Linked DNA regions of Homo sapiens: region 2 is linked to region 1. Evidence: chromatin loops called from intact Hi-C (ENCODE). Cell type or tissue: HCT116. All regions are shown on one strand. Each heading gives the region's core, and the rest is flanking DNA. Links, peaks and the distances in the headings are about the cores only. Region 1 has its middle 37 kb from the start of BCL2L14. Region 2 has its middle 49 kb from the start of LINC01252.

Evidence for each region. Hi-C counts contacts between places; a loop is a spot of excess contacts. Peaks named below come from ENCODE experiments on the same cell type or tissue, not always from the same donor. Only the 100,000 strongest peaks of a DNase experiment are listed, where the experiment ranks them.
Region 2: it touches region 1 in a loop (6-fold over the local background); 5 of 110 quality-filtered maps call a loop at or near these places.

The regions. Positions count from the first base shown.
Region 1 is chr12:12,030,821-12,036,195 of GRCh38, reverse strand. No RefSeq gene overlaps it. Among named protein-coding and RNA genes, the nearest start is that of BCL2L14, 37 kb to the left of the region's middle. RefSeq lists a silencer at 2,547-2,841 and enhancers at 3,293-3,392, 3,843-3,892. In HCT116, for the core only: a CTCF peak has its summit at 2,675 (motif pointing right); a DNase peak (open chromatin) is centred at 2,655; H3K4me3 peaks cover 585 bases.
Region 2 is chr12:11,496,543-11,501,917 of GRCh38, reverse strand. It overlaps the pseudogene IQSEC3P2. Among named protein-coding and RNA genes, the nearest start is that of LINC01252, 49 kb to the left of the region's middle. RefSeq lists an enhancer at 1,319-2,209. In HCT116, for the core only: a CTCF peak has its summit at 3,129 (motif pointing left); no DNase peak of the experiment used is centred there.

The sequences.
Region 1 (5,375 bases), core at 152-5,151:
AGAAGAGATGGAAGGGCAATGGGCCTAGCTAGTTCCTTCCAGCCCTTTTATAAAGGCACTAAACCCATTCACATGAGGGTGGCGGCCTCATGACCTAATCACCTTCCAAATGCCCCACCTTCTAATACCATTGCTTTGGGGTTTAAGTTTCAACATACGAATTTTGGAGGACACATACGTTCAAATGGCACCAGGTCACTAAAAATCACCAGGAAGTAGAATGGAAGTACTTCACAGTTTGCTTTCAGATAAATGTCAGAAAATTGGCTTTACTACAATAAAATAATGTGTAGGGTAAAGAACTAACAGTGCATAGATATGCAAAAGGTTTATCAGTAACTACTGAACCCCAAATGCTATGTTTTAAGACAGTGGGGACTTGGAGAAACATAGTAGAATCCAGGATATTCATTCAACAAAATATGTTTAGTTTGGATTACTGGTTCATACCTGGAAATTACTATAATTTCTTTCTTTTTGTTTGTTTGTTTTTTTGGCCTGTTCTCTGTGAACCTAAAAGTTGCTGTGATTTTGTTAGGTTACTTTGAAAGATTATGTGCTCTGAAATTATACAGACCTGGTTCTGGTCTCAGCTGTAAGGTGCAGACAATTTCTTTAACTTCTCTGCAGCTCTTTCCCCATCTGCATGGGTATTTTAGAGATTATTGTCAGGACTAACTGTGATTCTGTATCTAAAACTTCTGCACTAATTATCAGAGAAATACATGTTAAAACCACAATGAGATATCACCTCATACCTGTTGGAATGCTGTTATCAAAAAGATGAAAGATAACAAATGCTAGCGAGGTTGTGGAGAGCAGGGAAGCCTTGTGCACTGCTGGTGGGAATGTAAATTAACACAGCCATTGCAGAAAACAGTATGGAGGTTCCTTAAAAAATTAAAAATAGTACTACCATATGATCTAGCAATCCCACTCCTGGGTATATATATCCAAAGGAAATAAAATTGGTATGTTGAAGAGGTATCTGTACTGCCATGTTCATTGCAGCACTATTCACAATAGCCAAGATTTGAAACCAACTAAGTGTTTAAGTGTTCATCAACGGATGGATGGATAAAGAAAATGGGGTTGGATAAAGAAAACACACCATGGAATACTATTCAGTCTTTTAAAAAGGAGGACATCCTGTTGCTTGTGACATAGATGAACCCAAAGGACATTGTGCTAAGTGAAATAAGTCAGGCACAGAAAGACAAATACTGCATGATCTCATATGTGGACTCTTAAAAAGTTGAACTCAAAGAAGTAGAGAGTAGAATAGGGGTTACCAGGGCTTTCAGGCTTGTTGGGGGGCAGTTGGGGAGATGGTCAAAGAACATAAAATTTCAGTTAGACAAGAGGAATATATGTTCAAGAGATCTATTGTACAACATTGCAACTATGATTAATAACATATATTTTTGAAAATCACTGAGAGATTTTAAGTCACCCCTAAAATGATAACTTTGTGAGCACATGCATATGTAATTAGCTTTATTTAACCATTCCACAATGTATACATATTCCAAAACATGTTGTCCATGACAAATATACATAATAAAATAAAAAAATCCTGGCACAGAGCTGGCATTTCTGAAGTGTTAATTCCTTGTAACGCCATTTCTCAAATCGAGATTCTACCTGCACGCACATACCACAGGCTTCCATCTTTGCTCTGTTTTAGTTCATGACAGCCAGAGTTGCCCTCAAGATTTTCTAGTTTTTTGGTTCCCAAACTGGGATTCCCCAGCTCTCAGGCCCTGAGAAAGTTGTAACTAGGGTCTGTGGGTTAGTTTCAACATGCTGAAATCCTAACAAAAATCATTCATGGGTGGGAGACCAGGTTAAGAAGGGATCAAGTGTCTTCGCCTTTGTCTGTGATATGGACTCACTGTGGTAACTCTGGTTGCATCATGATCATCAGAAGGCCTGCCTGACATTTATACGTCTGATCCCTCAAGACAGAAAGCTTATTAAGCTCCTATTTTAGAGATGCATTCTGGTGGGCAACATCTTTCAGAAACACTGAATTTATGGGAAAAAATAGTAAAGAAGTTAACGAGTCTGGGGCATTGAGATCCACAAAGCTTAAGTAACTTCCCAAGGTCACACAGCAAGTTGGTAGCAGTGCCAGGACCAGAACTGATTTCTGCTGACACCTCATAGCCTGCGTGTTCCACTCCTTGCCGTGCCGTCCAGACTACCTTCTTTTCCACCTGGGTCCTTCATGTCTATCAAATATCACCTTGGAAACAGGCTTTTAGTCAGGATGTTGTAGTGTCAAGGGCAACTGAAGTCTCCTCTACACTAGGACCCCAGGAATCTAAGGGAGAAGGTATTTCCGACCATTTATTATGATTTATAATTTCAGCCAGAAATTTTTCTTCTGCTTCCTTTCTCAATTAGGGAAATGTGTGCTTTAGAAGATTTTAAATGCTTGGTTACTTAAGAGAGAAAGAAAACTCTGTTGCTTGTTCATATTATTTGTGTTTTTTTCCATGCAAAGACAGGAGGTTTTCAGCCAAGGCAAATCAGAGTGGCTGACATTCCCACGGGAAAGTGGGCCGGGCGTGAGAACAGGATGTGTACCTGTCTGGAAGCTGGAGCCTTTGATGTACATCCACAAGAGCCCCAGAAGGAAGCTGTTTTGATAAGCTGTGGTCACCAGGTGGCGCTACACACACGCTGTCAAGTCCAACAGTTTTTCAGACCTGCAGGATTTTTCCAGATTTACCGAAGCAGGAAAAAACAGGAAAAACAAAACGGGTCCAGTACTTCAGCTCAGAATAGTTGAGTTGAAAAGAGGTGGAAAACCCCCCAGACAGCTTGCCCTCTTCAATCGTGTGGCAGAGCATCCACTTGGTGCCCTTCGGATTCTTTGAGTAAATGTGGAGCTGGCTGGCTCCTCAAGGGAGTGTGGAATCAGGACGTGGCTGGTTCCGGCTGCAAGAAAGTCCCGGTTATTCTGCGAGGGCGAAAGAGCTCCAGCGTTAGGGCTTCAGCAGAGGCGGTTGCTAAGGCGCACCAGTCCTTTACTTCGGACCAGTCTGACCTTAACGGGAAAGGCAATTTCCCTTTCTGTATGGGGAACTCATTTCCTTTGTTGCTTTCCTTATTTTCCTCCCAGGGTCTTTTAATTCCATCCTGATTGGGGCCTGAGAGGAGGGCATGGGTGAGGTGTGAACCAGCAGCGCCCTTTCTTCCTTCTCGCTCCGCCCCCAGGCAACACCCTCCAGCACCCAAGCCTACCCTCTTCCTCCAACGGAAAAATGCACACGGCATATCCGTGTCTGTCCACATGCCGGATTTCCCGGCCAGTTCTGATGTGAAATATCTTGAAAGTTTGCTAAGGGGCCACTTTATATTAAAAGAGGATTAAAAAATAAAGAAAATCCCATACCTCCAATCTGAAAGTCTTTTCTTGGTGCCATAAAAAAACTGAGCTATCAGCCCTCTGGTACCTTCGATTCCAGGCCAAAGGCCACTGCCTGGTGGTGACGGCCAACGTGGAGGCACCCAGGCCAGCTCCCACGGCATCTCTGCCGACAAGCAGTGACTCCAGCAGATTGTAGTAGCACCTACACAGCCAGAGCTACACCCAGGTGCTTGCTTTGCTGCAGTTTGGGAGGGATCAATGTTCCAGAGCAGCGGCTCACCAACCTTAGCATGGCTCAGTTGCTGGGCTCCACTCCCAGAGTTTTTGGGTGAATGCGTCCAGGGTGCGGCTGGGAAATTTGCATTTTTAAGAATTTCCCCCTGAGGCTGATGCTACAGTCTGGAGACCACACTTTGAGAACCACTATTTCAGAGTAAAATGCTGGTGGGAGGAAAGGAGCAGCAGGAAACAGCCGATGACTGTGGTGTGGCCGGTCTTTCTCCCAGGCGGGGTGGGGTGTGTGTGCCAGGATTGCAGGGTCACCAGGAGGGCCGGTTCTGTGGGGGCTGCTGAAAATCCTTATCCCTCCTTTCTAGACTAGTGGTTCTGAGACTTGGCAGCACATTGGAATCACTTTGGGAGCTTAAAAAAAGATACTGATGACTGGCTTCTAGCCCCAGACGTCCTGATTTAATTGGTTCACAATGTGGTTTGGGCCCTGGAAGATTTAAAAGCTCGCTAGGTGTTTCTGATGTGTAGCCCAGGTCGAAAAATCACGGTGCTAGGTCCACGTCTTACTGCATTCTTATATCCAGTCCCCAGTAAGTGTAAGTTCTCACCACCCATTCTCAAACCCTTCCAGCTGTCTCTCATACCTCCCTGCCTCAGGCTGAAAAACACTGGCACCTGTCTGAGTACTGACTTCCTATTTATCCTTCAAGACGCAGGCCAAATATTTTTTCCGTGGTGGAGATTTTTCTGGCTTTCCCTAACAGTTCATCTCCTAAAGCACTGTGGATACACTAGAACTATAACCTTTATCTTTCACTTCATCGCAATTACATTCACGTGCTGAATGTAATGATGTTTCAGTCAAAAACCGACTGTATGTATGAAGGTGGTCCCATAAGATTATAATGGGGCTGAAAAATTCCTATCACCTAGTGACGCTGTAGCCATTGTCATGTTGTAGCTCAATTACTTTATTTTAAAAATAAACAGTGTAGCCTAAGTGTACTGTGTTTATAAAGTCTACAGTAGTGGACAATAATATCCCAGTCCTTCACATTCACTCACCACTCACTCACTGACTCACCGAGAGTAACTTCGAGTTCTGCAACAGCCATTTTGGTAAGTGCCCTATACAGGTGTACCATTTTTAATCTTTTTTTTTTTTTTTTTTTTGAGATGGAGTCTCGCTCTGTCGCCCAGGCTGGAGTACAGTGGCCCAGTCTTGGCTCACTGCAAGCTCCGCCTCCCGGGTTCATGCCATTCTCCTGCCTTAGCCTCTTGAGTAGCTGGGACTACAGGCGCCTGCCACCATGCCCGGCTAATTTTTTGTATTTTCAGTAGAGACGGGGTTTCACTGTGTTAGCCAGGATGGTCTCGATCTCCTGACCTCGTGATCCGCCCACCTTGGCCTCCCAAAGTGCTGGGATTACAGGCATGAGCCACCACGCCCAGCCCATTTTTAATCTTTTATACTGTACCTTTTTCACGTGAGGTTTGTTTAGATACCCAAATACCATTGTGTTACAAGTGGCTATGATATTCAGTACAGTTACTTGCTGTACAGGTTTGTAGCCAAGGAGCAATGGGCTATACACCGTAGCCTGTTTGTGTTGTAGGCTGTAGGCTGTACCATCTAGGATTCTGTGAGTGCACTCTATCATGTTCACACAACAAAACTGCCTAATGATGCATTTCCCAGATGTATCCCTGTCGTAAAGCCCTGACTGTATTTCTGTTCATATCTTCCCTCCCTGCTTGATGGTTA
Region 2 (5,375 bases), core at 110-5,109, 530 kb after region 1:
ATGTCATTGTTCCCTTTCCACGATGGCCAACGCTATTGCATGAAAATCCTCCTTGAGTCGGAGGAAAACGCTATTACCAGACGGAGTCCTCAAGGTATATGTGAGTTCTTCATTGGTTTGATGGGTGTTTCCTTGCAACACTTCCACCCCTTCGGCTCACTTTGAAGTGAGCACCCCACTTTGGGGGGTGCTCAGAAGAAAGGTGCTCACTTGGGTCAGAGTAGAGAAAACTTCCCCAAATGAGCCCCTCTTGGCTGTGACTCCCGCCGCACCAGGTAAAGAGCCACATTTTCTCTTCCTCTGCCTCCAGCTCCCCTGGTTTCCCACATCACTCCTGCTTTTCAGCGTTGTTCTCCACCTTCTGAATTCCCCTCTACCCCAGTCCTACTCTTCCTTGGCCCCAGCCCTTGTAAAGCTCTTCGCATGCCTCCATGTCTCTGACTTTTTCGTATCTCACTCTCCATTCAAATACTTCTACTACTGAAACTCCCTTCCATTTTTTTTCTAACTTAAAAAAATATTTCAATGGTTCTATTTTCTTCAGTTTGATCTTCACTCCAACTTCCTTCTAGTCTAGTCCCTTTAAATGCTGCCAGTTCCCAATATCCCCAATCGCTTAAATATCCTCTTTCTTTCGTCTTTTGCCCCTACTGATGATCTGGTTACTCCTTTTTGCGCCAACATTCCCCAAAACCTTCTCAAACACTAATATTTTCCCCTCTTTTCCCCGAAATCTCCCTGTCAGGCTTCTGCCCCCAAGCATCTTCTCACCCCTTCGCGCCACATCACCCAGGTCCTTTAGACTCCCACGCACCCAATTTCTGCATCTCCCCCTCACACCCGCTTGCTTCCCTTGCTTCCACCACAGCAGTGCTCATCTGCTCTTCCCCGCTCACTCAGGTCTCCTGCTCAGGACTCCCTTGCCGAGGGCGCGGGAGATTCTTGCTGAAGGGGGGTTCCGGGGGCAGCGCAGCAACCCGGGGGACCTTTCTTCTCCTTGTTGGCCTTGACCCCAAGTGTTCCCGGGTGCTGATGGGGCGACTGGGTTGTGTGAGCCCTGCCTCCAGGGTCTGGCTCGGGTTGCGCCAGGAGCTGTTCGTGGTTCTGAAACGATGCCAGCTCGGGCGCGGGCAGTGGCCGGGCGGATGAGCGCTGTCCGTGGTCCTGAAGATGTTCCTGGGCCCCGGCGGTGGCGGCGGCAGCGGTGCCTAGGAGGGCCGGCAGCGGGGACGGCTACGAGGTAAGGAATCCGGGCGGAGGCTGCGCTTGCGGCAGCTGCGGATGCTCCCACAGGCTGCGATTCTAGGCGCTCAGCTCGTTCAGCCGCCGCTCCAGCTCGTCGATGCTCTGGCGCTGGGTGCGGACGAGCCTCTGTTGGTTCAGCACGATGGCCCTGAGCTCCTTGAGGTAGAGCCCGGCGCACCGGATTCTCCAGAAGTCTCTCCAAGCCGCCCGCCAGCCTCTTGAGCCCTTCCTGCGCCTGGGCGGCGGTGGGGAGCGCGAGGGCGCGGGATCCCAGCAGCCCAGCGGTCGGCTTTCTTCCTTCTCCCCCTGGCCTAGTCTTCCTCTCGCCGCAGGCGCCGCGTCACTGCCACCCTGACTTTCACACACCCACCGCGGGGCAGGGTCATGGCCCAGGGCAGCCCTTCCTGTCTCTTGGCGTCCAGAGGAGGCTTTGCTACTCGCAGGGCATTGAGAAGAGGGAGGAGGCGAGCAAGAGGTTCGGGCGTGGGAGGGAAGCAGGATAAACGCAGGTGACCGCAGAAGGACAGGGGGCGGCCCTCTGATCAGGTGGGGGATGGGTGGCAGCACCCACCTGCTGAAGATGTCTCCAGGGACCTTCTGCAGGCACTGCCGGGCATCTGCCACCTGCCGGACGGCCTCCTCTCACTGCAGGTCTGGTGGGATGTGGGACAAGGCATAGGTCTGATCTGCCAGGGGATGCTGGGTCCTCGCAGGAGTCATGGTGCCTGTGGGTGGGAGCCAGAGCATCAGAGCCACCCACGCCCACCGGCACCCACTTACCTCAGGTAGCGTGGTGTTGAGACACCACAGCCCTTATCCTAATCGTGTGCACAGCTTCAGTCTATAAAGGTGGGGATGGGAGACAGAGCATTTGGTGGGAGGCCAGGAGCTCATAGGAGATGGGATTCTGCTGATAGCTGCTGAGTGAATGAGGGAGGGAATGGGCAGGACCAGGGGCTGGGTAATTGGTAGGGAAAATGGAGGAACTTGGAGAAGGAGCAACATTTCCTCACCCCTTATAAGGTGCTTGGTACCTGCCAAGAACCCTGTCCATACATGATCTCAGTTCAGCTCCCCACCTTGGGTATACAAGAAAGGAGCCCTGGCTGCAGAGGAAAACAGAGGCTGGAAACAGGGATACATGGGCAGTGTGGTGGTGGTGAGAGAATTGCCCGAATCAGCTGCCAAATGGTGCCCAGGTTGGAAAAGCAAATGTGCACACATGGGTTCTTCCCACTCTAACCCTGAGGAATTCGAGGCCTGCTTCTTACACAGACTGGGCAGTGGCTAGTGACTCTAGGTATAGCAGTGTCCAGGCCCTGCTCACCCAGACTAGAGCTTAGGGAGCCAGAAGGAAGGAGGTGCATGACAGGTGGGAAAAATAATCCTCAAATTGCAAGGTGAGAGCACAATCTATTTATACTGGGTTGAATTAACTCCTCCCCCAATGCCACTAAAGCAGGAATCACACTGCACATGGCACTGATTTGATTGGCAAGAGACATGCCACGCAGAATATTAAGAGACCAGGCCCCTATAATTAGGCCTAATCACAGCCTGTTGCTTGAACATGGCCAGAAAGACATTCATCAGGCCTGGCATTGTGCCCTAGGCCAGCTCTACTGGGCACTGTAGTGAGGCCCTCCATTGCAACAGAGGTGTGGGTGGGCCTGGGTGAGTGTGGCAGGAAATGCCTAGGAGGCTTCATTTGGTCTTAAAGGGCCATGTGCCTTCTCTGAATCTCTGATCCTTTCCATTTCCCATTCTTCAGGCTGAGAACTGCACTCTGATACACGGTTATTCCCAATAATAATAATGTGTGTATCATACACAATGCACTGCACCTCTTCACCATGCTGGTACCTACTCCTCTGCTCCCCCTGCCGGCTTCCTCAGCCCCTACTTCTACCCTGATGGTTCTGTCCTCGCCTCCTCAGGCCAGCACTTCCCATGATCTGAGATGTCTGTCTTCCTTCCTCTTCAACTTTTTCTCCAGCAGTGAGTTCCTCCTCCTAACTCAGGCTTCCAGGAAGGATATCCTTGGCTTCTCAGACCTGAACCTGCCTCAAATACTCATGAGGACCCAGGAACTACTCCTCACCTCCCACTTCTCTTCCCTCCTGTCAGATAACCAAGGCACGGCCAACTGATCCTCCACCATCCGAGGAACCCAACCATCTGAGACCACCACACCCCTTTCAAGAATGTTCCTCCCCTCCCTTTGTTTGTATTTATACCAGTGCAAATTTGCTGGCCATCTTAACTTAGTCTTCTGCCTCAGTTCTCCCATCTGTAAGATCAGGAGGCGGATAAAGATGTAAGATACTTTCTTTGCATATCTTAAGATGAATTCCGTGTTAGTTACCACATCTGAGGGAGTCCGTGTGTGTTTACTGTACTATCCATGTGAGGGGATTGTACAGACACAAATCGAAACAAGGAAGTAGCAAGTCCATTCAAGCATTAAGAGACTGATTAGTGGTTTATTCATTCTGTCTGCAAACATCTACTGATCCTGTCTTCAGTGCAGACCATGATCACTACAGAAATGAATGAGACCCTGCACTGGCCAGGAAAATAGCCTCAAAAACAATGGAACTCTAATCCAGCCATGAGTAAAATAAGGAGGGACAAATCCCTTCTAGGGTTAGGGAAGTCAGGAAAAGTCTCTTAGCAGAATGTGTGCCTCTCTACCAGGCCCAGGGAGCTGGTACAAAGACAGCATTCCAGGTGGGGAGCAGTGGCTTACACCTATAATCCCAGAACTTTGGAAGGCTGAGGTGGGAGGATTTCTTGGCCCCAGGAGTTCAAGAACATCCTGGTCAACATAGGAACTGGAGTCACGCAGTCACATACTTCACGCTGGGGCCCACCATGTGAGGCACAGAGTGGGCTTCCAGGAAGGAGACTAAGCCTCATTTCGGGTTGCTTATGGCCAAAGACAGGACCTGTGTACTCTGTCCTCTGTCCCTCACTGCCTTCCCCCTGGGCTCAGGGCCAGGCTGACAGCCAGTCTTGGCTCCTCTGGGCAGCCCTTGCTCTGTGTGTGCCCCGGGGCAGAGGCCATAGTCCAGGCCCAGAGGCCATAGCTGCCCTCCAGCCCTACACCCTGACCCACTTTCCTGCGTCTCTCAGTACACCCGACCTTGTCTTTACCTGTGCGGGAAGCTCCTCTATGGTCCACTTAGTTCCCACCCACCTTTAAAAAATAAATAGAGGCCAGGCACAGTGACTCACGCCTGTAATCCCAGCACTTTGGGAGGTCGAGGTGGGCGGATCACAAGGTCGAGAGATCAAGACCATCCTGGCTAATATGGTGAAACCCTGTCTCTACTAAAAATACAAAAAATTAGCTGGGCGTGGTAGCATGCACATGTATTCCCAGCTACTCGGGAGGCTGAGGCAGAATTGCTTGAAAGCTGGGAGGTGGAGGTTGCAGAGAGCCGAGATTGCACCACTGCACTCCAGCCTGGGTGACAGAGCAACGCTCCATCTTAAAAAAAAAAAGAAAAAAAAATTAAATAGAGAAGTCAGTCATGATGACGTGGGAGGATCACCAGAGGCCAGGAGTTCATGACCAGCCTGGGCAAAATAATGAGACCCCTGTCTCTTAAAAGGTTTTATTAAAAAAAATTAAATAGAGAAGCTAGACATGAAAGGACAGATATTGTGTGAGTCCACTTATGTGAGGTGCCTAGAACAGTCCAGTTCATAGCAGCAGAAGCAGTGGCCGCCAGGGATGGGGAAACAAGGTGGGAGTTGGGCAGCTTGTGTTTCATGGGTAGAGTTTCAGGTTGGGATGATGGCAAAGTCCTGGAAATGGCTGGTGGTGACGGCTGCACAGCAGTGTAAATGTGCGAATGCCACTGAGCTGTATGCTTAAAAATGGTTTTGATGGTAAATTTTAGGTTAGGTCTATTTTACCACAATAAAAAGCTAGGAAAAGCTGGTAGAAAGAAAGAAAAGAAAGGAAAAGAAGACAAAGAAGAAAAGAAAGAAAGAGAGAGGGAAAGAAAGAAAGAGAGAGGGAAAGAAAGAAGGAAAAGAAAGAAAGAAAGAAAAAGAAAAGAGAGAAAGGATGAAAAAATATTAATTTCTTTCTCAGGCAATAGTCCAGATTTTGTATTATG